Linked DNA regions of Mus musculus: region 2 is linked to region 1. The links are chromatin loops, found by intact Hi-C in ENCODE. Cell type or tissue: left cerebral cortex. All regions are shown on one strand. Each heading gives the region's core, and the rest is flanking DNA. Links, peaks and the distances in the headings are about the cores only.

What was found. A loop is a pair of places that touch in the nucleus more often than their neighbours do. Peaks named below come from ENCODE experiments on the same cell type or tissue, not always from the same donor. Only the 100,000 strongest peaks of a DNase experiment are listed, where the experiment ranks them.
Region 2: it touches region 1 in a loop (2.4-fold over the local background); 4 of 42 quality-filtered maps call a loop at or near these places.

Annotation. Positions count from the first base shown.
Region 1 is chr17:67,114,289-67,129,750 of GRCm38, reverse strand. All of the region lies in intron 2 of Ptprm (protein tyrosine phosphatase, receptor type, M), which reads left to right. Among named protein-coding and RNA genes, the nearest start is that of Mir5709, 96 kb to the right of the region's middle. In left cerebral cortex, for the core only: no CTCF peak of the experiment used is centred there; DNase peaks (open chromatin) are centred at 5,339 and 8,686.
Region 2 is chr17:67,004,431-67,019,892 of GRCm38, reverse strand. The region is part of intron 7 of Ptprm (protein tyrosine phosphatase, receptor type, M); the gene reads left to right. Among named protein-coding and RNA genes, the nearest start is that of Mir5709, 14 kb to the left of the region's middle. In left cerebral cortex, for the core only: no CTCF peak of the experiment used is centred there; DNase peaks (open chromatin) are centred at 7,277, 7,850, 9,516, 12,675 and 1 more place; H3K4me3 peaks cover 283 bases; H3K27ac peaks cover 1,185 bases.

The sequences.
Region 1 (15,462 bases), core at 5,000-12,999:
TTTTCAGGAATCCTGGATCTGTGTACATAATAATTTGCCTGCCTTAGAATTCACGATGACACTTTCTTCACATTCAAGATAACAATAGATGCACATTTTCGATCCAGGAAAAGACGAGCACACTCCGTCCCAGCTAATCAAGGTATTTGTCCTCCAGATATGGGTGGCCCTAGCTAAATTGCCAAGTTAAAGTGCCATTCTTATACGCCGAGTTTATAGCTGCGTAGAATATCAATAGGAAATTTGTGTGTGAAAGTAAGCAAAGCATGGCTTTGTGTCATGGAAATTACAAAACCATGGCTCAAATAGGCTTTTGAGATATCTTAAGTCAACCCGACTCATAAATCCCAAGGCATTATGCAGGTATCTGCAAGATCGTTTGCTAGGCTCTAATATGGGTAATTGTGAGTCCAAAGAAGTATAAGATTTTTCAATAGAATAGAAATTTTACCACAGAATTCCCTCAGCCCTCAGATTTACTTCTTGGCTGCCTCCTCGGCTTCCCTCTCTCTGTCCTCCCTTCCCTCCTCTCTCTCCCTTATTCTTCATCTTCAAGCGGTAATTAAAGGATTTAATGAGTATCATTTTTTTCCTTCAGAGGTTGTTAATTTACTTTGGAGCTAAATGGGACCCCTCCTTTCAACTCATGAGAGTTAAAATCTTCCAAGACTGCTAGAAAGTTGGGCAGGGGTTTGTGTGCTTAGCGAACACAAAGATTTACCTCAATACCAAGTAGTTAAAACAATCTGATAAACACAGTACACTTTATTCTTTTGATATACTGGATGGAACAGGCTATAGTGAATGTTCTGTGTTGCTTCTTTATAGTCACTCTCTTGCTTCGAGCACCCAGAGCCCATTTTCCTTGGGTGTCATACCGCTAGATGTCTTGGTTCTCTGGCGGAGTTCATTTCTAGCTGTAGAAGTGGGTCAGTGTCACTCCCAGGGAGCCTGACAGAGTCTTAAGTGTCAGCAGTCCACCTTAGTCACGGCTTCAGATCCACAGAATTCACTATCATTGTGTGTCCTTAGTTATTCCTTCAGAAACTGATACCATCCAGTCAGAGTGACTAGTAAGACACACATGTCACGGTTGCTAGGAGATGTATGTGCTTACAGGCCTTGAAGACGTAGGGTTTCGGTCCAGTTGACAGCCTCACTGTCTGAGAATCTAGAGAGGAGAATGATAAAGACTGGGTTAGAGGCAGCCTTTGTACCTTTCCTTTACCAAGAAACATCTGGGGTTTCCTTTGCGCTTGTTAGTTAACATGAGCCTGTGTTTATGGTTCCCCTTTGGAAATAGGCTGACTTCCCATGAATTTCCAGCTACTACCAAAAGTCAACAGAAACTATGTTTTGTTTGACTATGAAGCAGGTGAAGAGTTCAACCTACGTCTCTAAGCCTAACGGAGCTTTTGAAAGCGTAGGTGATAATAATTCTGAACTGACTGACTGAATAGACTCTGTTGTGTTCTAGAATCATGTTTAAACCTAAGTTTTTAGTATTAAGTCAGGAGGAATGTAAGTTTAAGTGAGCTGGTAACCATGATCTTACCTTGCTTAGGAGAAAACATTCTATTTTTGAGAAGGGCAAGATTACAGTTGGCAGATATTGATTATCTGTACTGTGGAGTGGAGCCATGGTCTTAAATATTGCCAGAGGTTATTTATATTTTACTTTGAAACATAACCCTTGGGGAACAACTCTACCTTCTTCGTCATGTCCATCTTAGACCAATGCAATAATATATTTATTCCAGAACATTCCCGTTAGCATTGCAGGAAAGATCACTGGCTAGTATCAGAAGCCTTCTGAGGTTTTAATTGTTGCTGTGGATAACTTGTAAGGAGCTCACCCCGTGTTAGGAGCTCACCCCGTGGTCTGCCTCTCAAACCTCCGCACATTTTCCCTACTTGCACAGGGTTTGTGCTAAAATTGGCAGTGTGTCTCCCATTTTCAGGCAAGATGCCTCTTCCTGTTTAGACTTCAGAGCAGAGAGCTGACAAATGCTCAGAATTGTGCCATCTGACTGGAGTCTGTGATGTTGTATTTTGTTCCCGTGATGAATTGGCTTTCTGTCCAACGAAAGCCACTGGAAACATATGGTTTAGCAGTTGGCTGTGGGGTTTGCTTGTTTTGTTGGAACCCCAGAAGCTGCCGTGTTAGCTTTGGTATATGCCCTTGGAAATCCAAGGCGCTTTGGCCAACATGTTTGTTGTATTAAAAGTGGACACAGATTTCATTTCTAAGTCAAGGAAAACAAATTTCATGATTGGACCGTGAAAGAAGCAGCAATCCCTTTTGTTGTAAGCACTGCTTACCCATCCTTTTGTTTCTGATCACTAGGAGACAGATCTGCTCTGCCATGTTAGGGTGTCATTTTGGTAACTGGGGTTCTCTGAGTGCTTCTGATCTTTGATCATCCCAGCCCGGGCACTGTAATTTCTCCCACTCTCCTGCAGCAGACACCCCAGCCATAGCAGAGGTCATGTCTCCCTTATGGTATCTTGCTGTTACGTGGCTGTGGATTGGAAATGAGGACTGGAGATAACACCCTGGACCTAGGGACCCTCAGGCTCACCCTGACAGGGTTCCATTATCCCCTCCCGTATCAGGAAGCATTGCTTTCTCTGTCTTTGGAACTCCGATGAGCTACTCTGAACAGCTCCTGCCAGCCTCTAATTCTAACGTCTGAACATGCCAGGATTTGTGGACCGGCTGCTGATTGTGGTCCCTGTCCGTGGACTTGTATGGATGGTGTTCTCTTTGTTTGAGGGGCTTCTTTAGAGCAGTGAGATATAAGTCAGCGTTGGGTAACCACTGGATCCATTGGCTCAATAATGTCAAGAGTCTGTATCCTTCTCTAGAGCTGTGCTTGGTGTGATGGCTTCCCTCTTGGTCAGGCTTTCTCTCTGCAGCACAGGAGATGAATAACGATAGCCTCAAATTTCCGATCCTAAAACTGAAGACTGAGAAGAACACAGCGCGCCCCCCTTCCCTTCCCTTCCCCACAGCCATATCACACCTGTTGTGGGCCTGCGCCCCCCTTCCCTTCCCCACAGCCATATCACACCCGTTGTGGGCCGGCGCCCCCCTTCCCTTCCCCACAGCCATATCACACCTGTTGTGGGCCGGCGCACTGCCGATGCGCAATGTGTACAGTTCCCAGAGGATGCTGAATCCTCACGTGACCACCCAAGGGCTCTGCCTGTCATGACGGCTGAGCTGACCCCAGAGCCTTGAAGAGTTGACACTGTGAACACGTGTCCTCTATCAGAGAGGAGGGCGAGCACGTGCTCATCACAGACGACATGTTCCAAGAGCTAAGTGGACAGAGTAGACATGGAAGAAAGCGCCACATTCCCGCTCATCAGCTCGAGTAGGGATTTCCTCAGATACCTTATTCTTTAAAACGGGTAGCTGCAGGCTGCCTGGGGCCACATTGTCTGTGCTTCTGTCCTCTTCCACTGCCTTCCTCCGGCATCCCCATATTGCTGCTCCCTGATGGGCGTCCACCCTACAGAAAGCTTTGCTAAGAGTCTGCTGGACCAACTGGAAAAGGAAGTTATGCTTTTGATTCTTGATTTGCACCCTGATCCACATCCCAGAAGCTCCCAGAGCTCAGATTCCTATGAATAAACTATCACGAATGTCTCAGCCTTGATTTCAGTTCAGGGGTCTTATTGTTCCCAGGTGGTTCTGTCTCTCCTGCCACAGGGAAGCTCATGGCTGACTCAGCTTGATACAAGACAGCACGAACGCATTAAAAAAGTCTTTTTTTTTTTTTTTTTTTTTTGCTAGAATACATTGTGCATGGGTCCATCTGACTTTTCCTCTTGACTATGAAACAGATTTTTCTCCAGTGGCTGGCTGTAAGATTTTGCTCATTCCACTTTAGATTAACCTCTGCCGATGACTTCAGGGAAGTGACTCAGGCTTTCAGTGGGGACTCAGGATGTGGCTCATAGAGGGCTCCTCTCTTGTGGCTTCAATGACATTCTTTCCGGGCCTCCTATCCACAACAAAGCCTTTCTCCTGCTCCAGCACCAGAGACAATGGGCTTGGATCAATAACCTCTCTCTCTCTCTCTCTCTCTCTCTCTCTTCTTACTTGTGTCAGTCTGTATGTATTTGTGCATGCATGAATGTGTGTGTTCAGGATTTTATATATGCGTACATGCATTGCACGTCAACCTTGAGTGTCATCCTCAGGACCCATGTTTTATAGGATAAGGTCTTACCTCGGCCTGGAACTTACCTTGTAGTCTGGGCAGGCCAGTGGGTCCTGGGGAGCCACCTATCCGAGCTTCTACAGTGCTGATCTGTGATACGTACATACCTCCACACTCAGCCTTAGGGCTTTATGTTTACCACAAGTAGTTTACTGATTGAGTTGTTTCCCCAGTCCCCAAAGCACTCTGTGTGTGTGTGTGTGTGTGTGTGTGTGTGTGTGTGTGTGTGTGTTTGATCCCAGGATTTGATCCATGCCCAGTATATACTCTCTAGGAGATCTGTAGAGCCTGGTTGTGTAGACTGTGGAGGTGTATAATTGCAATGTTCAGACTCAGCAGGATGAAGGGGTGCCGGTGCACAGGTGCTGATGCAGAGGTGCCAGTACACAGGTGCTGATGCAGAGTTGTCAATGCACAGGTGCTAGTGCCAAGGTCCTGATGCACAGGTGCTGATGCACAGGTGCTGGTGCACAGGTGCTGATCCAGAGGTGCCAGTACACAGGTGCTGATGCAGACTTGTCAATGCACAGGTGCTGGTGCCGAGGTCCTGATGCACAGGTGCTGATGCACAGGTGCTGATCCAGAGGTGCCAGTACACAGGTGCTGACGCAGAGTTGTCAATGCACAGGTGCTGGTGCCGAGGTCTTGATGCACAGGTGCTGATGCACAGGTGCTGGTGCACAGGTAAATGCACAGGTGCTGATGCAGAGGTGTTGCTACATAGTACTGGTGCACAGGTGATGGTGCATAGGAGCTGGTGATAGGTGCTACTGCATTGTTCTGGGCATGTGATTTTTAATACTTTTTTAAATTGGATATTCTCTTTATTTATATTTCAAATGTTATCCCCTCTCCCAGTTTTCCCCCACTCCCAGAAACTCCCTATCCCATCCTCCCTGCCCTGCTTATGTGAGTGTGTTCCTCCACGGGCAGGGGATCTTAAATAGAAGGCATTTGTGCAGCTTTGAGCCCATGACTGTTGGCTCAAATGATGAATGGACTTGGCGTGTCTGTGGCTTTGTGTCTGTGTGTCTGTTACCACGAGTGCTGGCAAGATTTGTAGAAAAGCATCCTCAAAGAACAGTCTGATCATGTGACAGAAATTGGCAACAAGATGTCTCTGTACTCTAAAGTGTGAAGTGCAGAAGCAAGGGGCTGAGTCACCGAGGAGCTCAGCAAGCTCCCACAGACCACAGGGCGGCCTTCATCTTGCTAAGATCTGTTGGCTTTGTATGAGCTACACATTGAGTGTTTTCCTAAACACAGAAACACAGTCTTGTATTTGTTTCATTTGTTTCAATTTTCCCAGGATCCTGTAAAGAGCAGCTAAGTTGTGCCTTTTTCTTTCTCTCTTCTCTTCTCTTCTCTTCTCTTCTCTTCTCTTCTCTTCTCTTCTTTCTTTCTTTCTTTCTTTCTTTCTCTGGTCTGTGCAAGAGAGAAACATTTGCACAGGCGAAGCAACCGTGGGGCAACCCAAACAGTCATTGCTTATGAGAAGTTCCATGTGTCTGGGTTGAGTAGGAACATGGACGTGGAGGAAAAATGAATCTGACCATAAAATTCTTGGCTTGTGTGTGTCGGGCCTGCTTGGTGGGAGTTCCCTTCACCTGCTGAGTCATCTGGTTGGCCCAGTGTTCTGAGTTCTTAAATGACGGCATTAAGAACTTCATTTCTAGGTGTGCCCCACTAGCATGCTTCAGACCCCTCTTCATTTAGAAGAAATAGAAGATCTAGAAGGGTGAGTGTGTGAGGCTGAACATGGAGAGAGCAGCTGCCTGGGCAAATAACCAGGAGGAGCCCAGACCTCCCTGAAAGTTCCAGTTCAGGCATTTGCTAAAGTCACCTGAGAGGCTGCAGAGCTGCCTGGAGCTTTAGGAGGATTCAAAGAGCTTTGACATTTACATTCTGGCCACCTGGGGAGCCAGGGAAAAAACTCCAGGCCTTCTCTGCTTTCACTAGGACTGCACAGTAACAGACCATAGGACAAAGAGTGAGGCAAGGACATCAGATGCCTGGGTGACTGAGTGACTGACACCAGCTTCTACCCACATCGAACTGTAGAACAGAGCAGCCCACTCCTAACCAGCCCTATGCTAAAGCAAGTGAGTCCTCTCTACAGAAGACAGGATCAGTGGGGGACAGCAAGTTTTTCTGTAACTTTTTTTTTTTTTTTAAATAGTGCGACTAACTTAAAAATAGCCAACTATCCCCAACATGATCCATAACTGAAAATCAGTCGAGGTTAAGGCATGAAAACAGAAACCCTGAGGTGATGCACTTGATGGAACTATTTAGCTCTGAATAAGACTAGTCAAACGATTGAAGTATACCAATAATTAAAATATTACCGAGAACTCGGTCTGCAAGTGAGGGACCAATAGATATCTGAGAATGTAAACAAGTTATAAATTAAAATCTCAGTGACTTGGTTTCACGTGAGATTTTACATGCCGAGAGAGAACTGGCAAGCCAGAATTTAGACAGAAAATAAATTTGGCCCGTGATGCCGAGAGGACAGGAAAGCAGAGATGGAGCTGAATAGCTGAAAGTCGCAGAGATGTATCACCTGCCACTGAGGCCCCTGGAGGGAAAAGAAGGACAAAGAAACAGACAAAAGCAGGATGGGATACAATGACCGATGCTCTAAAAATACTTGCTTGTTTACCTGACCACTAAGGCACTGTGTGTGCATGCACTGTAGCGATATGAAGCGGTCAGAGGGCAGCTCTCAGGGGCTGGTTCTCTCCTTCACTCTGGCAGCCCCAAGGATTGAACTGGGGTTACTGTGCTTAGCAGCTGAGCCATTTGCAGATCCCAGAATGGATGCTTTCCCCAAACAAACAAAGATCCGTTAAGCTACTAATGTAAAGAGAGGTTATAAATGCAAACGTGTAAGTGCAAAGGAAGTCTAGGTATAACATCAAACTGCTAGAAGCCAAAAGCACGAGAAACACAGCCAGCCCGAGAGAGACATGGCTCCTGCAGACTGAGTGCAGCCAAGAGGCTGCCCTAATGTGTCTTACAGTAAGGAGCAGTACCCAGGTCTACAGCAGCCCCTCTGCACGGCTGAGGGAGTCTGCAAGTCAGGGAGCTGAGATCGACAGTCATTGAACAGGTTGAATGTCAGAACATGGTCCAAGGATGGAGTTAAGTGAGGAGATTTCTGACAGGTTGTAAAAATCTCAAGAAACCAAGACAAGAGTCTTGTGACTTGCGTTTCTTTTTTGTTTGTTTGTTTGTTTGGTTTGGTTTAGTTTGGTTTGGTTTTTCGAGACAGGGTTTCTCTGTGTAGCCCTGGCTGTCCTGGAACTCACTTTGTAGACCAGGCTGGCCTCGAACTCAGAAATTTGCCCGCTTCTGCCTCCCAAGTGCTAGGGTTAAAGGCATGCACCACAACAAAAACAAAGACAAACCATAGAGTTGGTCTTGGAATGTGATCTTTGTGCCCCTCCCAGGTGTAGCAAATAGGAGAGACCTTACTTCAGGTTATTCATTACAACTGGCTCTTGTTATCCATGTAAAAGCATGTTTTTGTCACCTGCAGTTTATCCTGGTGATTGTACACTTTACTTGTGTGACTCCGCTTAACCCACAGAGGATAAACTGTCTGATGCTCTGAATAAAGCGGGCTATTGCATGAGACGTTAGTCCACCTTATTCATCAGTCCTGTTCTCTCAGGTCTCATCACCAGCTAGAACAATAAATGGTTCAGCATCATAGGAAAGCAGAACCCTTACAGGTACAGCTACCCTTGTTAGTTATTTGTTGTTGTTGTTGCTGAGACCTAACCTCTTATGGCAGGAAGAATTTACCTGGAGCTCACAGTTTACAGGAATACATCCCATCATGTCTGGGAAGGCATGGGGAAGTGGGTATAGGTTTGCTGGTCACCTTGTGGACGTAGTCAGGAAGTAGAGGTGGCTGCTGGTGGCCAGCATGATTTTTTTTCTTTCCTCCATTTTATTCAGGCTGGGGATTCCAACCCACAGGGTGGTACCACCCACTTTTGGGGTGCACCTTCCCTTCCCTGTTAAACTTCCTGGAAATCCCACTGAAAGACACTCCCAGGGGTGTGATTCCTAGATGACTCCAAATCTATTCCACTTGACAATGACCATTAACTACCTCACGGTATAGCAGCATAATCTCTAAAAATGTGTAAAAGACAAAATATTACCTAAGTTTCTAACTGCGGAATGAGAAAGTTTGCCAAAGGGGGAACAGGCTGAGAATATTGGCAAAATATTGACACAGTCCTTCTTTGGGCAGCTTACAAATACATACCCTGCCATTCTGCTCCAAGTCCCTTCAAAGGAGACTGGTGTCTTTCTGCTGTGTAATTGTGCAGTCAAGCCGTAGATCTATAAGAAAGAGTTGACGTGGGGCAGCCCCTGTGATAATGTGATTTGCTGGCAAGGCACTTTGCTTTTCTGCCAGCGTGCAAACCTTCTGACAGCTCCTTGGCTTCAGGAGTCGCCTGGAAAAGGAAACATATGCAAAAGAGAAGGAGAATTCTGCTTTCCTTCATGTTTTGGTATTCCACACAGCTCATCAGAAATGTACGCATTGGCTGGGGTGTAGCTCCTCAGCAGAACTCCTTCCTGGCATGCTGGAAGCCTTGGCTTTGATTCCCAGTGCCCATACTAAAATCCAACAACCAGTGGATAACCACACAGCCATGATCAGCAGGAACGAGACCCAGAGGGCTGTTAATAATCATACCAAGAGAAAATGATGTCAAGTTTGGAGGAAGATGGACTGATAAGTTTCATGGGGAGTCAGACGGAGCTAGCTAATTGTTAGTGGACGCGACTGAGCACCAGGACAATTGAACTTGGCTTCTCAATATGTATTTTGTTTTGTGAATAGGAGTCACTCAGTGACCGGTAAGAGCATCTCTGTTGGTTAGAAGTGATAGGGGGAACCAAGAGCTTCTGAAATGGAAAACAGGGCTTGAGGCCTTGGGGGGACAGAGTTTAAGAGAGCTCAGAAGAGCATTGTATTGCATACTTGCTCTCTTTGAAGCCACCTTTGTCTACTAAGAGAGAAATAGCTTCAATTGGGGGGGGTAGGTCTTTTTTTTTTTTTTTTTTTCTAATCAGGTTTGTAGCTTTGAACTTCAATGAAAACTGATTTCGTAATTGTTCCTCAGTAGAACTCCATTCTCTCTCTCTGGTTGTCTTTTCAGTCAAAGAAGCCCAGCTAACGAGAGCAGGTGTTGGAGAGAAAGGAGCCATCAAGTGATCTCTCTATCTGTTGAACCTAGACTACAGAACTGAGAGTCGCTGAATTGGCCATTTGTTAGCATGTACTCCAGGATTTACACACACACCCCCACCACCACCAATCCTTCACAAAACACAAAATTTAAGCGACAATACCACAGATGATGAAAGAAAGCCATTCCTAAGGTAAAGGATGTGATAGATGGAAGTCGTGCTTCCAAATGAGCGGCTGTGTGCTGTTTTCTAGGAACTCACTCTCCTCCTCTGCTGAGTGAGTGCTGTGTTCAGTCACAGAGATGTGGGGGGGGGACACAGGAGCACACCAGGGGGAGAGCTCTGTGCAATTCCAGTTCTGCTCCAAGACCCCCCCCCCGCCTCTTCCGTGCAGGTCAGAAATAATGACAGGCTGCTAGTCTCCTTCTTTACATTTCTACAGAAGTTCTTACCTTTAATAAGAATTAATTGAATTATCCATCAAAAATCCTGAAAGATTTCATAAAAAATATGTAAGAGAAAAAAATTATACAGAGAGAGAGAGAGAGCCAGCGAGAGAGAGAGAGAGTGAGAGAGCATCCAATCTCATTTTGCTGGAAACTCCATTAGGAAACAGAAGCTTGTAGTATAAGATCCTGGCACTGTTTCAAAATGCAGGTACCAGAACCAAAATATTCTTTGACTGGCTCCCTAACCTTAAGATACTACTTAAGGATGGATCTAATATCTAGAATTGCACACACCGGATTGTTAGCAGTTGGTCATCTGTGAGGCATGAAATTGAAAGTCGACAGAGTCCTCATTATTGCTGGATTTTTTTTGACCCCTGTCCCTCAGGGGTTAAACCTGTCGGTTGCTGCTTATATCAAAACATGTATCTGCATTTCTATAGCTCACCCCCCTGTCTATTTAAATAGTCCCTAGATTATTTATAGTACACAAGGCAATATAAATATTATAGAAATAGTTACTAAACCACATTTTCCAGAGAAGAGTGATTTTTAAAAGTCTGGCATGTTTAAGATAGATACATTTGTTTTTCTGAATAATTTTGATCTATGGCCAATGGGCCTTCTGCTGTAGAACTCCCAGACATGGAGACCCCATCTGAGTATGGTCGTCTTCCTCTCGCTGCAGAGAGCAGCTGTTCCCCTGCCCTCTGAGTGTGTCTTTGTTCATTGTGGCTTGCTGTGTCCTTCCCCGAAAGTTCATCCTAGGGGCAGGGCTAAAAGGCAGAGCATGCTTGTCTCACATGTAGAAGGGCCTTAGCTTGAGCCTCAGAACTGTAAAAATAAACGAATAAATAAACCAACAGATGAAGAAATGAAACAGTCAGCTGTGACGGAATAGTGTCCCCAACGTTATGAGGCATATCTGTCATCCAGTGGTTTATGGAGCATAGCCTCATGGGAAGATGCCTCCAGGCTTGGTGGCTCAGATGACCTTGTGGCTTGGTCATTTGTCTACATAACACTTCTCTGTCATAGGGACAATCTCTTTCCTGAACTCCCGAGGCTCTTTCCTGTGTGCCTCTGTGCTGGGAAGTAGTGCCTATACAGGAAAGACAAAGGCTTTAGAAATTTCCAGTAATAAAGGCATAGGGACAGCCTTGCCTGTGGATCCTACCTGTATCCCTTGCTGTGTTAAATAATGTCGGGGCAGTCTGCTTCTCGGTTTCATCCTTTGCATCTGTCTTCATCCTGTAAGTTGAGATAATCACACTGAAGTGGCTTTGCCGACTATTTAAGATCTAAATGAACTATTTGTCGGTATAAGGAGATGGAGCAGCTCCTTGGTCATTAAGCACCTGAAAGACTCATGGGAAGGTTTAAGTCCAGTGTTTTAGTTTGTAGTGTGGAAAAAAAATATGACTGTCAGTCAGAGAGGGCACCACTTCCTCCACGAAAGTATGAGTAGAAAGAGTCAGTAATGTCCTTTAAATGTCTGTGGTACCAGGGATGTGGCTAGAAGTATCATCGCACTCTGAGTGAGACCAGGTCCCAATAACGGCCAACGTAGAAAGTCAGAGACCCCTGGATTTGCATATTCCATGGCTGTGGTGGCTGCTGCTGAATGACTCCATCTTAGCTTTTGCAAAATGGGTATGGTAACACTTGTTGGCTTGGAGGGATTATTAACTGACTCTGTGTCAGGAAGGCTTTGAATTAGATGCAGGGCTAGCTTCCTTGCTTCCCCCTTAGACCAGAGTCACAGCTGATAGGTACCAACAAAGGTTACTGATTCTGCATTATAAATTTCTAATCTACTTCTACAAAGGTAGAAGCATTTTCCAGACATGTACTCTGTTCTTATCCATGCTTGCTTACTACCATGTCATTCACTGGCAGGCAGCAAAAGCGAACTGACTTATTAAGGATCTGTAAGCAAGATGCTCACACTTTAGATATACATACTCATAAGAAGGTGGCAGCATGATTACAATAGTGATTCCAAAAGAGGAAATTAAAACATGCTTTGAATGGTGCCCCAGGCCTTTTTTCCCATCGACAGGTTATCAGCATGCCTCCTTGGAATGCCATGGTGGTCATTTAGGCCACTGGTGCCTGTCCAGATGATGTGGGATAGCATCTGTGTGCTATGATTATGCAGAGACAATGAACTTCTGACTTCTAAATAACGCTCAGACAGGACCGTTTCTGCCTGGCACAAGTGCCTTGCTGTTTCTGTTGGGATCCATTTCCAGTGGACCTAGAGATTTTCAGCGTCTATAGTGGGAACTCATTGGAATGCCTGTGTCTGGGGAGAATGGGAAAGAGTGCCCAGTGAGCAGGCTGACAGATGGCCACATCTTATACATAGGCTGAGTGCAATTTGAAGGGTCCCGTGTGTCACGCTGAAGAGGCTCCCCTTCATCTCATAGCAGCTGCGGAACCAAATTCTTTTAACCTTAAGATGAGACAACTAAAGAATTTTTAAATTGAAAATATTTAAATTCTACAAAAGAAGCAGGATAGAGTTTTCTCCTTAGCCTGGCAGACCAAGTCCCGGGAAAACAGATAGCTATCCCAAAGAGCTAGGATCCAGGATTTAGGGATTTCTGCACGAAAGAAATCATGCAGAGGCTCAAAAATTATAGAAAAAGATCACCAAAGTTGTAGGAAACTGCAAGCTATGTGTGATGAGTTTTCTCAGAGGAATCTAAGTTGTTCTGTGTGCACCCTCTTCTTAGTGTCACCGTGGATAAAAGAATGGGCCTTTAGCAAGGCAGGGCTGTCCTTCTCCCTGTGGCCCTCCCTGCACACATCCTCAGTACGTAGGGCCGTCAGCTCTCACTTCAGAGCTACTCATTCCCTTGATGCCTGGGACTCTGTCACAAGTGTAACACCGGTGTGTTGGCCATAGCCTTTCCCATAGTAGGCTATTTGTAGCTGTTGCAACAGTCAGATTTCACGTATCGGCGTTCATTATAAAGCATCTCCCTGGGCTATGGTCTAGACATGAAATGTCCCTTGCAGGTTTGCATGTGGAAAGTGTGGTCTGGAGCTGGGATACAAGACACCCCACCCCCCACCTGCTCAGAATGAGATCACTGGGAAGTAGGGTCTAGTGGCAGAAAGTAGGTCACCTTTGGGTGGCGTAACTTGTGTCTCCAGGTCCTCTCTTTTGTGTTCCATCTTTTCCACTCAGCTATTTGGTTACCATGAGAAGAGCAGCTCTCTGGACCACAATCGGTGAAGAAAAGATACCAGGATAGAGAGGGGGGGGGGGTGGGGAGATCTATGAGAGGGTTTAGAGTGAGGTAAGAGAAGGGAGAAAGTGATATTATAATCTCCAAATATAAAAGTAAAACCTAAGTTGTATTTTGGTTCACTATCTCAGTGATTTCTGATCCAAAATCTCATCTGGACTGTGTTGGGGGGTGGGGGTGGTGTCTATGGCGAAACAGAACAATAGGGCGCGAACAAATGGCAGAACTTTAATCAGAGCTGGGGTAAGTAGACATAAAGAGGCTAGATCCCACTATCTACTCCAAGGCAGCCTCCTGGTTGGTGGGAGTTCCTCCTCCTAGGCTCTGCTTTCTAAACTCTGGCTCTGTCATCTCCCAATAGAGTCAGAATCAAGCGCATAATTGACAGACCTAACTCCAGCCCTGAAGGATTCTGGGAAGAGCAAAGAAGATGGTGATGGGCCCTCCTGCAAGCAGGCAAGCAGAGCGCAGTGTTTCCATGCCTTCTCCTGCCTAGGCCAGCAGAAAGGGGAAACTGGGCAAACCCTTTATTCAAATCCTACATCCTCAGCTCTAAGGCATCTCCAGCTTGATGGGTAGCCCAGCATTTCAGCAAGGAATAGCCTATCACAGTTAGCATCATCTCAGGCCACACGGAAGTTTAATCCTTGACCAGACCTCCATTCTTCTTATCCAATGAGATTGTAATAGGACACGTTTAGAGGAGCACGGGAGGACCCCACCATTCCAGACTGACACCTGGCACCAGGAAATGACAAAATTAGGCCTTGCTTATTAAAATGTAAGTTTTACATGAGAATTTGTTTTTATTTTCTGTGTATGAGTATTTCCCCAGACATATGCATGTGCACTGACTGTATGTATGTCATGTGCCCACAGAAGCCAGAAGAGGAACTGGGCTATTCAGACAGTCATGAGCTACAGTGGGGAGCTGGGAACAAAACCCAGGCCCTCTGCAAGAGTAGTCAGTCCTCTTAACCTCTGAACCACCTCTCAAGTATACATTTCCATGTCATTCATTGTTTCAATTATCAACTCTCACTTACTGGGGAACTTGAGATGTTCTTGAGGGTAAAGCGAGACCTCATATACTTGGATCTGCCCTGCTTATAAGAATTGTAGACATATCAGTAACCAACTCGTTTCTGTTCCAACCTTTCTTCCAGGCTGGCTGGCTCCCTCCCACCTGTCTTATTATAATTTACAGGCAAACAAGGGAGTCAGTCCCAAGGCCTTGTGTTTTTCAGGGAGAAATCTAGGCCAAAGTGGAGATGCAGTGATAGTGAATTTGAGGCTCAAACCTGAGAAAATTTATGGAGTCATTTGGATCCTGATTGAATTGTGTCTCTACTTGATATGTTTTCTTCTGCTGCTCTGGGAGAGGGAAGTGGAGCTGCTAGACATTGTGGCCCATGCATTTTGCAGGGAAATGATCTCTGGTGCAAAGCTGCCCATGATTCACTTTGGTAGACCTGTTGAGATGTGTGGACTGCAGCCTGTCTGCACAGAGACTGGGATGTTCTGGCTCCTCTCCAAGGTGCACTCTGCACTCTGCCCCGGCTCTCCAGTCTGCGTTAGTGGCCATTTCTGTCTCCACTTCCTCACCTTCCATTGCAAAGGACTCATTCTGACCCTTAGCCCAGTTGTTGTCACAGATGATAACTGCAGCCTGGCAATATTCTTCTGAAAAAAGAAGAAGAAGAAGAAGAAGAAGAAGAAGAAGAAGAAGAAGAAGAAGAAGAAGAAGAAGAAGAAGAAGAAGAAGAAGAAGAAGCCATTACTGACCTGTTTACCTTCCCACATCACACACATCTCCCCTTCTTGTGTATTCAACAGCCAAGCTACATGTTTAAGCACTTTTAAAACCCTCTGTTGTTCCTTGGTGGGTGGAACTGGAAGCTCGCTGAAGTCTTTAGCCACATCTTCTTCATCATTGGATTTTGGCTTTCAGGCTCTCAGCCTAGAATCTTGACCACTGATGGGTGTACTCTGTATAACTGAGCAAATGATAGATCTCTGTGTCTCTCTCCTGCCCTGGAAGTCTCCTTTATTCCTGAGTCCTCTGCAAAAATATGTGTGCTTCGTGCTTTTCAAGTTTCTACTCATAAACAGACTAATGATTGAAACAACACACACCAAGTGTTTTTAGTGCGAAGGAAGCTAAGCGTAGCTGACACTCACCAAGGGTCTCCTTGCCTTTAATAGTTGAATGCAATCTGGCTCGGTGCAGCAAAAACCTTGCAAGTGGGCACATACTATTTTTAAATATTTATACTTGCACGCAATCAGCATTTTTCTACA
Region 2 (15,462 bases), core at 5,000-12,999, 110 kb after region 1:
CTATATCTGTGTGCTCTGGGAGTGAAGAAACCATAGGCAAAGCTACTAATATGTTTGTCTATGGCCAGACCTCTGGGAGGGGCATTGTTGAAGTGTTGCCAAAATTAAAAGGGAAAACACAATCGACTTTTAAAAGCCACCTCCCCACCCATGGTTAAATTTAAGCACCATGTCTGGTGGCAAGGGGGCTGCAAGTATAAGATGGTGCAAACTAGGGGGCGCTCAGCATTTTCCACCACTGTGAGGGTGGCTTTACCAGAAAGCAGAATGAAGTCACTATTCTTTGTGACTGGAGAATGGCTGGAGACTGGGAAGGAAATGGGGGAGGAAGAGACTGGAAGGAAACAGAGCAGATCTAAGGCAATCATCAGATCATCACTAAAGCAGCACAGATGGATCTGTTTGCCAGGCTGCCCTGCTCCAGAGAAACCTAGCATCTAATTTGATTATCCTCCCGCCATGCAGCAAGCAATTTTTCCCGAAAGATAAGAACAAGTTGTATTAAGCAGATTTATTTGTTTCAAAAGTCATCTAATCTAGAGACTTCCATAAGACATCTCTAGCATCGTTTACTTTTAAACTTTTATAATGTTAGTGACTGACCCAGTCTGTTCTCTTCCGTAATTGTTCGATGCAAAGGGGTCTGCTCATGGTTTGCATAGTTCCCCGTTCCTAGCAGAAGATGAGCTGTTAATGCTGTCAGGTTTATAACTTGTGTGGTGTATGTAGGAAGCTCACGGCCTCTGGGTATTGCATAGGGATGGAACCTATTGTGAGGTAGATCTGTAACTGTGTGGGGGCTCAGAGTCTAGGGAGATCAGCAACCGAATTCTTGAGTATTTTTCTGGCAAAGTGTCGTAGATAGTAAAAGGTTTTAAAACACCACGTAGAAAGGAGATCTAATATTGGAAAGATGTTCAATAAAAAGAGAAAACTACTTTTCAGACTTAGCAACAGAATCCGCTCTACGAACATACAGTGTAAGCATTTTAGCTCAGCTACACCCCAGGTGCAGGAAGAAGGATCCCTGACTTCTTAAATCTGCTGTGGGTTTTCCTCAATTCTTTGCCCTGGTAGGTAGAGAAGGGACTGCAATTCTTGTGACTCAGCCCCTTCCTGGGACAGCTGTACTGGATGCTGCTCTTTGAGCGTTCTACATACGATCTTGTGAAACAAAGGTATGACTTGTTTTTTGAAGATTTATTTATTTTTGTTTTTATCTGTATAAGTATTTTTGCCCCATGTATGTATGATCTCCATGTTCATATGCATGCCTTGTGCTGCAGAGACCAGAAGAGAATGTCAGATCCCCTGGAACTAGAGTTACAGAGAGTTGTGATCTTCTGTATGGGTGCAAGGAACCAAACCTGGATCCTCCAGAAGAGCAGTGAGTGCTGATAACTGCTGAGCCATCTCTCCAGCCCTACAGTTTGGTTCTTGAACCACTAGCCTAAGTCATTTACTTTATTAAGCAAGGAACCAAGGGGGTGTTTCCTTGCTTGCTATTTTTGTTGTCTCAAGAAAATTGGTGATTTAGACATGGCTGGTTTTATACTGACATGCCCTGCCTTAGCCTCTTGAGTTTTGGGAATGCCTCATCCTGGGTACCAATAGATGTTCCACTGGAGCAGGCTTACCAGCAGGTGCTTCTGGGATAACGAGCTGAAGTTCTGATTTTTTCACCCCAGTGCTTTTTGAAGGTTGTGAAATCTTTCTTCTCCTTCTGTGGTTAATAAGAATCAGAAATCCAATGTCACAGCGACAGGCAGCTGTGAACATCTATGGCCTCGTCACTAGACGTTGATGGAAAGAATGGCACATTCCATGAGCACAGGGAGTATGGTCGCCCGTGAATTTGCAATCTACTGGAGAATTGGTACAGTCACAGTATAGGGGCAAGCACTTAGGATACAAGCCACTCCAAGGTATAGACAATATTACCAGAGCAGGATGGAGGATTACCAGGTGTCATGCAGGCTGGGCAGGATGGGAGGGGGGATTCCCAAGAGAAAGCCCATCTTCAGCTGGGTTTCCAGAAAGACAACAAAACCTCCTCTCAGCTGAGTGGGGGCTTGGTAGGATTCTCAGAACAGGGGTAGTGTGAAATATATGTTACGAGCATTAACCAGCTTAGAAGTCAGTGAATCAAGGTCCCAGATTAATTCTCATCGACTCTTTCTGTAGGCAAGGAAGAATAGAGAAGGTTCCGAGGAAAAACTCTTCTGTTGTTAGGAAACAGAAGCAGTGGTGTGAACACGTAGTAGTGTCTGTTAGAGATTTGTTACAGGGAAATGGCTGACATCAGAGAGGGACTAAGCCCCATGGTCTAGCCTGAAACCAAGAAGAGTGAGCAGCAGCATGCCTGCCCTCAGGCCAGAAGGAAGGAGCCAAAGAGCTGACATTGTCCTTCAGACAGAAAGGCCAGATCAAGGTCAACTCAAGGTCAGTTCCCAGAGCAGTGGGAGGCTCAGCCTCTGTTCTGCTCCAACCTTTCTGTGGTTGGGTATGGCCCCTGCACCTCAGGAAGAAAAGCTGAGCTTGTGGCTCCATCACTAATTCAGGTATGAGTGGCTTCTATAAATACTAGCAACAAGGTTTCAGTCAATATCTAGATGCTGACTGGTCTAGGAAAATGACACATCAACCCACCACTATCAGGAATACTGGAAGCTTAAACTTATAGAGAGTTAAAAATGTATACTCTATCTAGATATCATTCCCTAATGAAGCAAACTATTAGTAAGTACACTCATTAAAGGGCATGGGTATGTCATTAAAATCAGTTTGCACATGATAGTTTGTAGTTTCTGATAGGTATCTTACTGTATGTCCATAAAAGGTAATAGATTTGCCTTTCTCCAGACATATTTGGAAAAGAGACAGTATGCTCCTTTTCTGGAAGAACTGGGCTTCTCTTCTTTATGTACAGGCCACTGATGTGGTACGATGTTTTAGTGTAACAAAGAACTAATTGCCTTCCATAATCAAGGTACGAGAAGAGCCTTTGATCCACTTTGTACTGTGGGCATAGTGGCATTTTGAGATGAAGAGTTTTAGATGAAATTTGATAAGTGTGGAGCTGTGCTTGGCCACGGCTGGCAGTCTCCTTGCAAACCATATGCAAACAAAGGCATTTGGAGAGGGAAGGGGCAGCCGGTTCTGGGCAGCAGTGTGAGCTAAGTGCTCCATGCAGGACCCAGCCAAGCAGCTCTTCCAGTTGCTCATATTTCTTCGTGCCTTTCTGAAGACTCAGTCACTTCAGACTGCTTCTCCTGCATTGGCAGGCACTTGGACGAAGGTCTTACCTGGAACACAGCAAAGGACTTTCAAGGCACATCATCAACAACAGCTGTGGGATATATTGCTAGAATACTGTGGGCTCCCTGGAACGTGGGCACTAGTCTCAGAACGTTCAGCGAAAAGGATGCTGTAGAGAAACAGAGATGATGGCAGGAGGAGGTAGGAGGGTGAACAGCTGAAGCCTGGAAACAGAACAGCTCTGAGCAGGTGAATGGACTAACTGGCTGGCACTACTGGTGTCTCCATGTCCTGGACTGGGTCAGAAACAGAATAGGAACAGGTTACAGGTTACCAGTCTCTACTGTGATAGCTGTTTTCACTACTATATCTTCTGCTCAAAGGGGCATTTGCCTCTTTACATATTCCATATAGGAACAGTGGTCAATTTTTGTAGGATCAGGCCTTAGGCTGTCAGAACCTAGAGAGGACAGCAACCATCTCCCTTCAGTTGAGTATGGGCTAAGGGCTTTGACCAAGGTCATTTTATTCAGAAAAGTGAAAGTTCGCATGTCCAGGCAGGAACTTGCTATGTTTTGTAATGTTTCCAGCTTCCTTTAGTACCCATTTCAAAATTAGGAAAACTCATGAGATGATTCCAAGAACACATGGCTCACTGGCCCATGCTCCATGCTCTTCACAAGAATTCGTGATGAAGGTCAAGATATGGCCCCATAGGTTATTGGTTTAACAGGAACCTGTAATACAAGGTACTAATGCCAGGCATTTGCAAAGCCTGCAGTATAGTCAAGCTTTAACATTAGCCTTCCTGGGAATTGGGAAGTTAGCTCAGTCAATAAACACTTGAGTTCAGTTCCCAGGACACACACAGACAAAAGAGAGCTGTGCACAATGGTGTGTGTTGGTATTCTTAGTGCTGGGGAAGCAAAGGTAGACAGACAGCTAGAGCTCTCTAGCCTGCCAGCCTGGCCTGTTTGAGTGAGTTTCAAGATAAAACGTCAGTGGACTAGACCCGAGGAATGGCATGTGAGACTGTCCTCTTCCTTCTGCACATGTGTGTGCATCTCCTCACATGCACCCTCACATATGTGCACTCAGAGGATATGGACCTGTGCACATGCATAAAACACAGACACAGAGACACACGCATGTGCACATGCAAGCACACACCTGCATGCGAGCACACACATGTGCATGAATTCAAGCATACACACCCATGCATGAAAGCACATATATACATGTGCATATGCCAGCACATACCTGCACATGTGAGCACATACACATGCATGCATTAAAGCACACACATGTGCTCATGCGAGCACACACACACTCACACATACACATACACACACACACACACACTTTCCAACTTGAACAAATAACCCTCTAAGACAGATGAATGGTTTCCGGCTTGTCAGCACCTGCTGTGTGTTATAATTGACATTTCCTTAAACTGTTCTACCTCAGTTAATGTCATTAAGTTTTAGAATTTAAAAAAGAGCTACTGTTAAAAGCTGCCTCTGATTATTTTGACTGTGCAGGACCATCTCAGATGAGATCATACAAAAGCTGTAGGTAGTTCATCTATTCACCATGCCTGACATATTTAGATTTGTGAATCTCCTACCAAAAGCAGGGAGAAAAAAAAATCAGATACCTGAAAATGGCGGTAATTAGACATTTAGGTGGCTGAATGCCACACGAAGACATCTCAGTATGTCTTCATGACATTAGTTTTTTTTTTTTTTTCCTTACCTGATTTTGGCTTCTGAAACCCCCAGAAAACACTATAGAGCTAACATCCAAAAGAGGCTAGCTAGCCTGCTATCAGGGAGACTCAGTCAGGGAACAGAGCAAGGAATTCATTCCAGATATGATCTGTCCTGAGCAGATGCTAGCTCCCTGGTACCCAGCCATTGGCAGTATGATAAGGACATAAGTGAGCAGGGCCCAGCACTCTGCAGCTATAAAGACATAACAGCTCCATAGTGGATTCCTAGAGTGGGGTGCAAATTGTGGCTAATGTTACAGTTAGTCTTCATTATCAACTTGATGGAACTCTGACGAGCCCAGGTGAGCGGAGCACTCTGGATGTTTCAGGGGGATTAGCTGGCTGTGGCTAGCACCGTCCCAGGGACTAGGAGCACAGGCAGAATAAAGGGCACTCCGAGTGATGCTCAGGGCAGGTGGTCCTCACCTTTCTCTGCTTCTTGGCCTGCGCTGGCACTCTTAGGTATGTGCTTCCAGGGCTGACCACTTGGTATTAAATAATCCACCGCCATGCTTTTTCCTGGGGAAGACTATTTCTCCCACAGTGAGCATTCTGTAGTTGCCCATTCTTCTGTGTCTAGTTGAGTCCTTGTGAGCCACCTACCCCTCATCTATGTTAACATGTCTGTTTGTGTTGTCCTTATGAAGATAATGCCCTCACAGTCTTCGTAAGGTTTTATGGGTGTAGCTTCTGATATTCCTAGAAGACGCGATCTCACAGCAAAATCTCTGTTCCTCGGACTCTTAAAATATTTGCCCTTTCCTCCACATGATCTCTGAGCCATAGGTTCAAGAGTTGTGTTGTAGATGTATCAGTTAGGGCTGGACTCCATGCCTCTGCATTTTGATTGGTTGTAGTTTTCTGTCTGTTGCAAACAGACTCCTCCTTGATGAGGGGTAAGGATTTCTTTACTCTTACTACAGTCCAGAATTCTCTGCTTAAGGAATGGTGCCACCCACAGTGGTCTAGGGCTTCCCACCTCAGATAACATAGTCAAAATATCTCCCCAGAGGTCCATCTCCCAAGTGAATGTACCTTCTGTCAAGATGACAATTAGAACTGACTGAAGCATACTGTTTTTATTTTACCATGGCTAATAACTGCAGGCCTTGTACTTCCAGTAGAGAGGACAGGGTTGGTGTACTCTACGTGAAAATGAAAGGGGAGCCTGTGGCTTCCTGCCTGTCCTACCTGCAGAAGGTACATTCAGACACCAACCCAACCTGCTGCGTCATTTCAGTGGTTACTAGTCAAAGCAACAGTTTTTAATTCTGTAAAGTGCAGCCATAGAAGCTCAAATCCCCAAAGGAAGTTCAGGGACTTAATTACATCACGCGCATTCATTAAAGCTTCTAAGAGATGGTGTGTTTCTTTACATCCATATAATTGCAGCATTTGTTCGACAGCTTCTTTGCAAACATGTTTCAGGGCCTCCCACACGCAAGTGGCGTGCCTTAATTATGCTCTCTTTGTGCCTACCTCTTGGCCCTTTGCCTGTGGACATTCTATTTCAAGAAATTTGGGGAAGAAAGATGAGAAACATTCAGTTTCCTTTTCTTCCCTATAGGAGCTCCGAGTTCAGCCAGTCACTCATTTCCTGTCTGAAGCTCAGGGAATACTATAACAGTTCTGCACATGGGAGCTGAGTGCATCTTTCCAGCCTTGAGGGGCACTTATTGAAACTCTTTCTGCTGGGCCAGTGTTGGCTGTACAGAGGACATATATCTCTCTGAAGAAATAGAAATCCTTTCTTTGCAGACTGACCTATTAACCTCCACGAGCCTAATATGGCCCCAGAGAACAGGACAGAGGAGACATCTCAGCTGTCCCCGGAACATTCTAGAATCTAAATCACTCTCTATGATTTGAGAATGAGTTAAGGGACTATTCTGAGGGCTGAAAGCAACTTGGGCTTTAAATTCAAGGCAGCCACTCAATTAGAGATGGGGATCAAGAGGTTGCATGTTGGATAAACGCTTTATTTTAAAATAATGAAAGAGACTCATAGAAACAGTAATTTTGCAATTGCTGGATTTTTCTGTTGCCTCCCCCCCTTTTTTTCCCAAATTATGTGTGTTTGGATAAATATCTGTGTGTGTGTGTGTGTGTGCACCTTGTGAGGGATGTCTGTCTTATAGAAAATTGGGTAGAAAGATTGCTCAGGCAATTCATGTCAGTAGCGTTTGGCACAAGTTAGCATATTTTGACTGGCTGTTTGCTTGCCTATGGGGGACGGGGCGCTTACAGAGTCTGAACTGAGTTGCAAAAATAAGGTTGGACTGGGTTAATATTGCTTGTAGCTCCCAGTAATTCAGTCCAACAACCAACCAACTGCCTCCATGAGAAGAGAAAAAAAAATCCAAGCAGAATGAAGGAAAGATAAAGGCCAGGGGTGGGGGTGGGGGGTGGGGAGCGTTCCAGAACTCCACTCAATGGAATGCACTCTGATGTGGAGAGACCCTACTGGAGAGTCCTCAGGAGCCACATGGCTGCATGCTGAAGCCCCAGAAGCTAAACACATAGAGCTCATATGTGTACGCGCCATCTGTGTACCTTTGGAGGAAATTTGAATTTCTGTTTTATGTGCACCGGGTTGGATTTGTTGATCACCTTTCCCTCAAATTGTTGTCCCTCTCCCTTGCATTTCAGGGAAAAGAGTTTCTTCCACTTCACATTTAAGTGATGGCAGAATTTGCATTTCTGTAGACTCCAGCTGTCTGGTTATGTAAATGATGAGCATATGTTATATTGTGTTTTCCAAAGGGGTGTTGGCTGCTTCTAGAGCTTGGTGCTAAATTTATTTCAGAGCTTGTGAAAGGATGGTCCTTTGGGCATGACTAGAGAACACCTCCATGGTACCACACAGAAGGCAGGCCAGCAAAGCTGTGAGTGAGTCATAGCCCAGCCTGCAAGAATCAGGCCTGCCTCATTACAAATGAGCTGGGTTGCTTGTCCAACCTCATCTGAGCGTATGCCTGGAAAGTCATCATGTCTTCCTGTCTTTTAATACTCTGAGACCTCGCCCAAAGTCCTCTCTCCGGGGAGTTTCTGTTGTCTGGCCCTAGCCTTCTGATGTAGAAGTTCTGCTTAATTTTAATATGTAGATTACTTCTGCAAAAATATTTACATAAGTAACTCCATCACAGTCCTGTGGTTGAGTTTGACATGATTGCTATGTTACAGGTGAGTTCAATAGCACACTGAAGACCTTTCCCTAAATTGCACGTGGATACCTACCAGCTTATAGTTTCGGACCAAGACTCTGTCTTGTGTTATTCCTGTTAATGTTACCATAACAAATTACCAGAGGCACTCAATTTCATAAAAGAAAAAGATATGGCTAAGTTTTTGATATTTCAGTTTGAGGTTGACTGACCCATTGCCTTACAGGCTGTGGTAAGTGTAGTCCCAATGAGAACATGTCGCAGCAGGTACAGCTTTATCTCAGAGAAGCACAGAAAGAATGGAATATCTTAATCTTACCTCAAAGGATCCATCCAAGTAAGATCAGAGGACTTTGGAGCAAGCCCCAGCTCTCCAAGGCTCCAGATACTACCACGGGCCATTTAACATACAGACCCCAGAGACCACGCATCAAAGCCTTAAAGCTAGCAGGATTTACCCTGGCCAGGTGTGGTGGCTGATCTCTGCTGTTAACTCCCTGAGATTGAGAACTGCCACAGATACAAACCCTCAGAGGCATGTCCTGAAGAGATTTTGGAGATCAGGATGACCGGGATGGAAAACTCCATCCTGAATACGATCAACTTTATTCCATGAACTCAGTTCAGAATGAAATGAACAGGGAAAGGGGAAGTTGGGAAGGGACATCTAATGTTCTCTGAGCCACCTCCTTTTCCCAAGGTTGTGACTTGCTTACTTTAAGACTGTACCCTCAACCTGCGAACCAAGACCCACACTCCCTCCCCTCTCCTTCCTCTTTCTGTCCCTCCTTCCTTCTTCCCTTTCGCCTTCCCTCTCTCCCTCCCTTCCTCCCTTCCTCTTTCTGATGCTTTTATCATGGGTCATCTCTTTGATGTCAGGTTCACCCAGGGCTACTCACACATCTTCCTCTCTCCTGGTCTCAAGTTCCAGAAGTTTTGCCTCTGCTATTATCATCATGCAGCTAAATTTGGCTTCAGTCTTTGGTCTGTTACGCCGTTCTATTCTCTAATGATGGGCTAAGTGGCCTTTTCCCTTATTAAAGGTACTTTCAGGAGTCGTAACCGAGATGGGGTCGTCTTTCAGAAAGTCCCCTGGATCACAGTGGCTCTGTGGAGTTCCATGTTTAAGCAGGAACCTAATTTATTTGGTTTTACGGTGATTTAGCAGAATGTGAGGAAGAGATCTCATCATGTCCTCCTCCAGCGGATATCTGTGGTTGCTGGGACCTTGGGGGGGGGGGATGGGGGACAGGGTGGAATACATAATTTATTCTCTTCCAAACCAGCTCTGCCAGGCCTTATTGGCTACCACCCAGATGGTGTGTCTTGAATACTAAGTGTCTTTTGTATAGCCAGTAGCTCCTACTGTGTGAGTTACTTCTCCGTGGCTTTGTCCCATGAACTCTTATGAATACAAATGTCCTCAGTGGGATTTAAACTCCCTCATAAAATGTGGCCCTGTGTGTCATTCGGGAAGTCAGCTCCTGGTCCGTGTGTGTGTGTGTGTGTGTGTGTGTGTGTGTGTATGTGTGTGTGTTGGGGGAGAGGTAACTACTTTAAGAAACCCCAACAGCCATGCAGTTGTCCCACTGTGACGCATATGATCTCCTTCATCTAGAGCACCACCCTGCATGTGTATCAGCCACGGGCTGTGGAACATGCCCCCTGCCCGATCTTGGTTCTTCGTATGGGTGATTTTTTTGTTGTTGTTGCTTGTATTAGTCAGGGTTCTCTAGAGTCACAGAACTTACGAATAGTCTCTATATAGTAAAAGAATTTATTGATGACTTATAGTCGGCAGCCCAATTCCCAACAATGGTTCAGTCGCAGCTGTGAATGGAAGTCCAAAGATCTAGCAGTTACTCAGTCTCACACAGCAAGCAGGCGAAGGAGCAAGAGCAAGAGCTAGACTCCCTTCTTCCAATGTCCTTATATTGTCTCCAGCAGAAGGTGTAGCCCAGATTAAAGGTGTGTTCCTTGAACTCAGAGATTTAATCTTCTGGAATCCATAGCCACTAAGGCTCAAGATCTCCATACAAAGATCCAGATCAGAAACTTCTATCTCCAAGCCTCCAGATAAGGGTCACTGGTGAGCCTTCCAATTCTGGATTGTACTTCATTCCAAATATAGTCAAGTTGACAACCAGGAATAGCCACTACATTGCTGTTCATTTGTATTTTTATTTTTTCTAAATAATTTTTAAAGATTTGTTTTATGTAGCTATGTCTTTGTGTCTATCATATGTGTGTGATAGTATGAGAGCAGAAGAGGGTGTTAGGTGTTTCCTGAGAGTTCGTGGTATAGGCAGTTGTGAGCTGCCTAGGTAGGCGCTAGGATCCAAACTTTCCGGAAGATCCAGAAAGGCTCCTAACTGCAGTGCCATAGCTCCAGCCCCTGCTGTGTGGTGTTGAGATGGGGGTCTTAGTACAGATTAAGCTCCGCAGGCTGGCCTAGGGGGTCTCACGAAGGACTAAGTGGCCCAGGTTGGTCCAGAAAATGAACATACTCCTTCCTCGGACTCCCTGGGACTGCAGCCATCTGCCAACATGCCCAGATCTTTGTGTGAGCCTTAGTAGGTATCTCCGCTAAGAAGTCTCTGAAATCTTACTTTTAAGATTTTTTTCCTAGCTATAGAACAAATAAATATTGAGATATTCACAAAGTAACACACTTCTCCTGAAACTGTCAACCTTACCTCAAGGGGAAAACCGGATCTAATCCATTTCTCCTATTAAACTCTGTCACTCCAGCTGATGACCATCCCTGTGTAGTCTCCCTATACTCCACCCCCAAGTGCACCCCCCATACTTCACACACACACACACACACACACACCTGGCTTATTGTTTCTGAGCACAGGTGGGGCATTCTGCATGTTCTCTGGTACATATGATTCTGGGACCACACAAGTTTAGATAATGAGATTTTTTTATTGAGCAAATATTTCTTAGGTAAATACTGTCCTTAGCCCTCTGACTTATGCATGCTTCTGAAAACTCATAGCTACCTACAATCCACCTCTAGTTTTAGAAATTGCCATTTAGCCGAAAAACTAAGGAAATCATTTAATCTCGTCCAGGAATTCATAAAAACAACCCTGAGACTAATTTATTATTACTAAAGACTTTTGTAATTTTAAAAAATATATATCATTACAAAAATGAATCAGTACATTCTTCTTTTTTTTTTTCCCAAGTACATTGGAACAGCAAAGTCAAGTGATCTTCTCTGCCATGCCCAGCAAAGCCATCAGGGGAATGGATCAAAAATGCAACCGTGTCAGTTCTGCTCCGTCACGGTGTAACTAATAGAAACTGGAATTAGACTGGGGCTATAGCTCGGTGGTGGGGTGACATGCCCAGAGATTCGATCCATGGCATCCAAACAAAACCGAGACAAAAGCAGGCTGTCAAATGTCTGAGATCCTTGGGTCCAGATCCACAATGATGAAGGAAAGAATAATGCGTTGTTGGTGATAGCCCGAGGGATTCAGTACTAACCTGTCAGCCACCCGAAGGCCTAACTCTAAAATGCTCAGATTGAGGGGGAAACTACATGTTAAATTGTTCTTGCTGTCCTTTTTGTTTCTACTGGTTGCCTCTTGTCTCCTGGCTAAAGGTTTTAGGAGAAAAATTAACCCGTTTCATTTATTTGAATTCAAGGCTGTGATGGCTTCACTGTACCTCTGCTAGAAGTGATTTCCTACTTATGTGGCCATCTTGCATTCTTAAGGTGACAACTCTTCTGTGTCTGTCCATTAGGGTGTGCCCTGAGGCATATTTCCTCCATGTTTTTTGAAATATATAAGCAGTATTTGCCATTTGGTTACTTTGTGGACCATGGAGAATTAAGAGGTGAGCAGGACCTAACAGTTGAGGAAGGACTTCTGGTCACATGTGGATCCTCAGGTCCTACCATGAAGTCTTGTGTGTCCTCTTTCTGCCTCCTCCTGGCCTCTGCTGCCTCTGCAAAAGATTAGATGCGTAAGCAGGGAGGTTGTTAATTCAGACCTGTGTGGGACAGAATCAGTCTCGTAAGAAAACAACATTTGCAGCTTTCAAGGCTAACTAGAGGGATTAAAGGATCATGAAGGAGTTAATGAGAGATTTGATCTTTCAGCTTAAAGGTCTTAAAAGGAGAAAAGATCACTCTTTAAATCAGAGGCCTTTACTCAGTGTATGTGGAAATAAATAGTTAAAGAGTAAGAGAGGAAAATGTTCTCGATCCCAGTGCCATGTATGTGTTGGTTCCAAATTTCAATAATCAGCCATGCTATTTCTTTGTATTTTAGGATTTAATAATGTGGTTGGTTGACAGAGGAAAAATAGAGAATTGTTCTTTTTGACTTCCTGTGTCTCTGGCTGAGGATGCAGCTTTTCCTGGCTCCAAAGTTTTGCAGCCTTTGGGGGAAAAAAGTGTTGTTGCTGGAAGCCCTGCCTGTCTCCTTTGCATGAACTCCATGGCAACGCTCATGCGCACAGAGCCTGCTGACCTCATTCCCTTCTGCTGCCAGAATGTTTGTTCAGACGGCACACAAGGAGAATGGAAAAAAAGATTCAAGAACTTAGCCTGCCCACTCGGAAGTTGGAGTCTAGAATGGAGAGTCAAGGATAATAGGAAATGCTTGGGAATAATACAAGGAGAAAAGTCTGGTGACTGATTCTGAACAGAAAACAGGCTAACGAGGTTCAAATAGCTCAGCAGAAATGTCCCCGCTGTCACGAATGGGCCTAGCGAGCTGGGAACTTTGGGTGTGAGCCTCGAAGGACCTGCAGGGCAGAGCGAGAAAGGGTGTTCCACGTGACAGTATGTCGACAGTAGCCTGCCTTTTTACAGGCTGGTTTGTGTCCCGGTGTTGGGTACACTTACAATCCATCTTCCTGAGGGATGTTAATGAGAAGACGAGGTGAGGCTTCACAGAAAGAAAACCATTTCATATCTGGTGAGATTTAAAGAAAGAACCAATCACCTACCTATGTTGGAATCTTGGTTTTATGACCAAGTAGTTAAGAAACAAAATAAATCAGCTTTAGCTTTTCGTTCTCACTTCACTTTTCCTTCCGGTGGCGTGACACGTGAGTGATAATTTTGCATCCCTTCTGGTTTGAAGGGTAGTTTGTTTATTTTGCTAGAATGAATGAGAGAATGTGGGGCTTGAGAGTAACTCCTTGCCAGTATTTTCCTTGACTTATTTATATTTTAATGAACCTGTACCGTCTACTTGAGGCTGCCCTCCATGGTGCTGGCAGAGCAGGAGCAGGAATTTAAAGAATGGAGGTTAAGGTTAGGCGTGGTCAAAGGTAGAACTGTCCTTTATTTCCAAGGCAAGAACATAGAGGGAGAAGATGGCTTTAAAGCTTAGGGCTAAAGGAAGAAGCACACAAGGTTTGCATTGGGCCAGGTTCTCTTTATTGGCTTCTAGAGACAAAGATTATATATAGACTCGAGGGAATGAAAGGTGCAAGAGAGGGTCAGTCTTCTTGGGAAAACTGGATGCCAGAGGAGGGGTGATATAACTGCAGCCTGTTTGGTGGGGGTATTCAGTGCTTGGCGTGGAACCTACAGCCTTCTAGGTGCTGGGCAAGTCTTAATAGCGTTCTCACGCCCGGCCAGGAAGAACACAACAGACCAGAATCTTCTGCGGCAAAACTTTATTGCTTACATCTTCAGGAGCTAGGAGCGCAAACTCCCAGCCCCAAAAGCGAAAGCCACCCCAATAATCTTTAGGAGCCAGAGCTCCGGCGCGCCAAAGCGCAGAGCGCGCTCTATTGTTTACATCTTTAGGAGCAAGCGAGCAGGCGCCAGAGCCAGAGAGAGAATGGCGGAAAACCCCGTCCCCTTTAAGGAGGAGTTATCCTTCGCTTAGGACGCATCACTCCCTGATTGGCTGCAGCCCATGGCCGAGCTGACGTCACGGGAAAGGCAGAGTACAAGTAGTGGTAAAATACCCTTGGCACATGCGCAGATTATTTGTTTACCACTTAGAACACAGGATGTCAGCGCCATCTTGTGACGGCGAATGTGGGGGCGGCTCCCAACATCTCCCCCTTTTCTTTTAATAAGAGCAAATAGGCCACCCATATTAATGAGAGTGGAGATAGAGGTCAAATCCCCAGTGTGTAGGTAAAGGAGCCATGTACAGGATTAGCTCTTAGGCTCACAGGCTTTTACCCAGAGCAACCCTGACCTGCTCCCGTGTCGTTTTGCCTGGAGAGAAGGACACTTGGACACTCAACCTTCTTGAAAGATGACATGTCTCCCTAGAATAGGCTCATTTTATGCCGCAGAGCCCTTCTATTGCAGTGCTTAGCCGTGCAACTCTCTCGGGCTGCTGAAGCACACTCACTCTATCCCGTGCAATGAGACTAGCCTCATGGGATATAAGAGCTGAGTGGCCAGCGACCTATTGCCTAAGCATAGATATATCAGGGGAAGCTCCATGTTCTAGTCCTGCAAGCGCCTGGGCAATAACCACCTTGTCTCTCCTAGTTTGGGCCTTAAGCTTACAGACCAATCAAAGAAGCAACACTAATCCACAGCAAAGTGTATCTCCAAATAATATCAATCCCACCCATTCTTTAAAGAAGGAAAATGCTGAGGAGATCCAATTGGGTAATCCTTTGGTCAGGGACAGGTCCAAGCACGTGGAGTTGACCTGAAGTCTCAATTCCCGAAGGATCTGTTCAAATTCAGCCATCCAATTCTGTAACATATACTGAAAAAGACTTTTTGACAAATTAGCTGCCCTAGTAAATTTAACATACTGAATGGAAGTAACACACAATCCCGGAAACTTTTGTTCACATCCCAGCTGAGTTATTTGTCATAATACATCTAGTTGTATCTGGACAAGATCTATGAGTTGATTAACCAGCATGAGACCTCTCTGTATCTTGACATTAGCTGAGGCCTGTTTATCTATGACTGTAGTCACTGAGGCTGACAAAGTGTTAATGGTGTCAGTCATCTGGACCTGTCCAGACAGAGCCAAGGCTGTCTGAATCAAGGCTAAACCCAGTTCCTAGTTAGTGGTAAAAAAGCAGGAGAATACTTGAGCATTATACATCACCGTCATTGGGAGTGGAAATGTCGACATTATCCCCCAACGCTGCTCTCTCTTTATTATTGACGCCCTGGACATCACCAAGACGAGGGACATCAGTATTCCCTTGGTCAGTCTGGATTTTTCGGGTGAGTCTTTCTGGTATCCAAAATGGGTTGTCTTCATTCTGTGGGAAAACACAGACCGCTCCCCTGGATCTTATCAA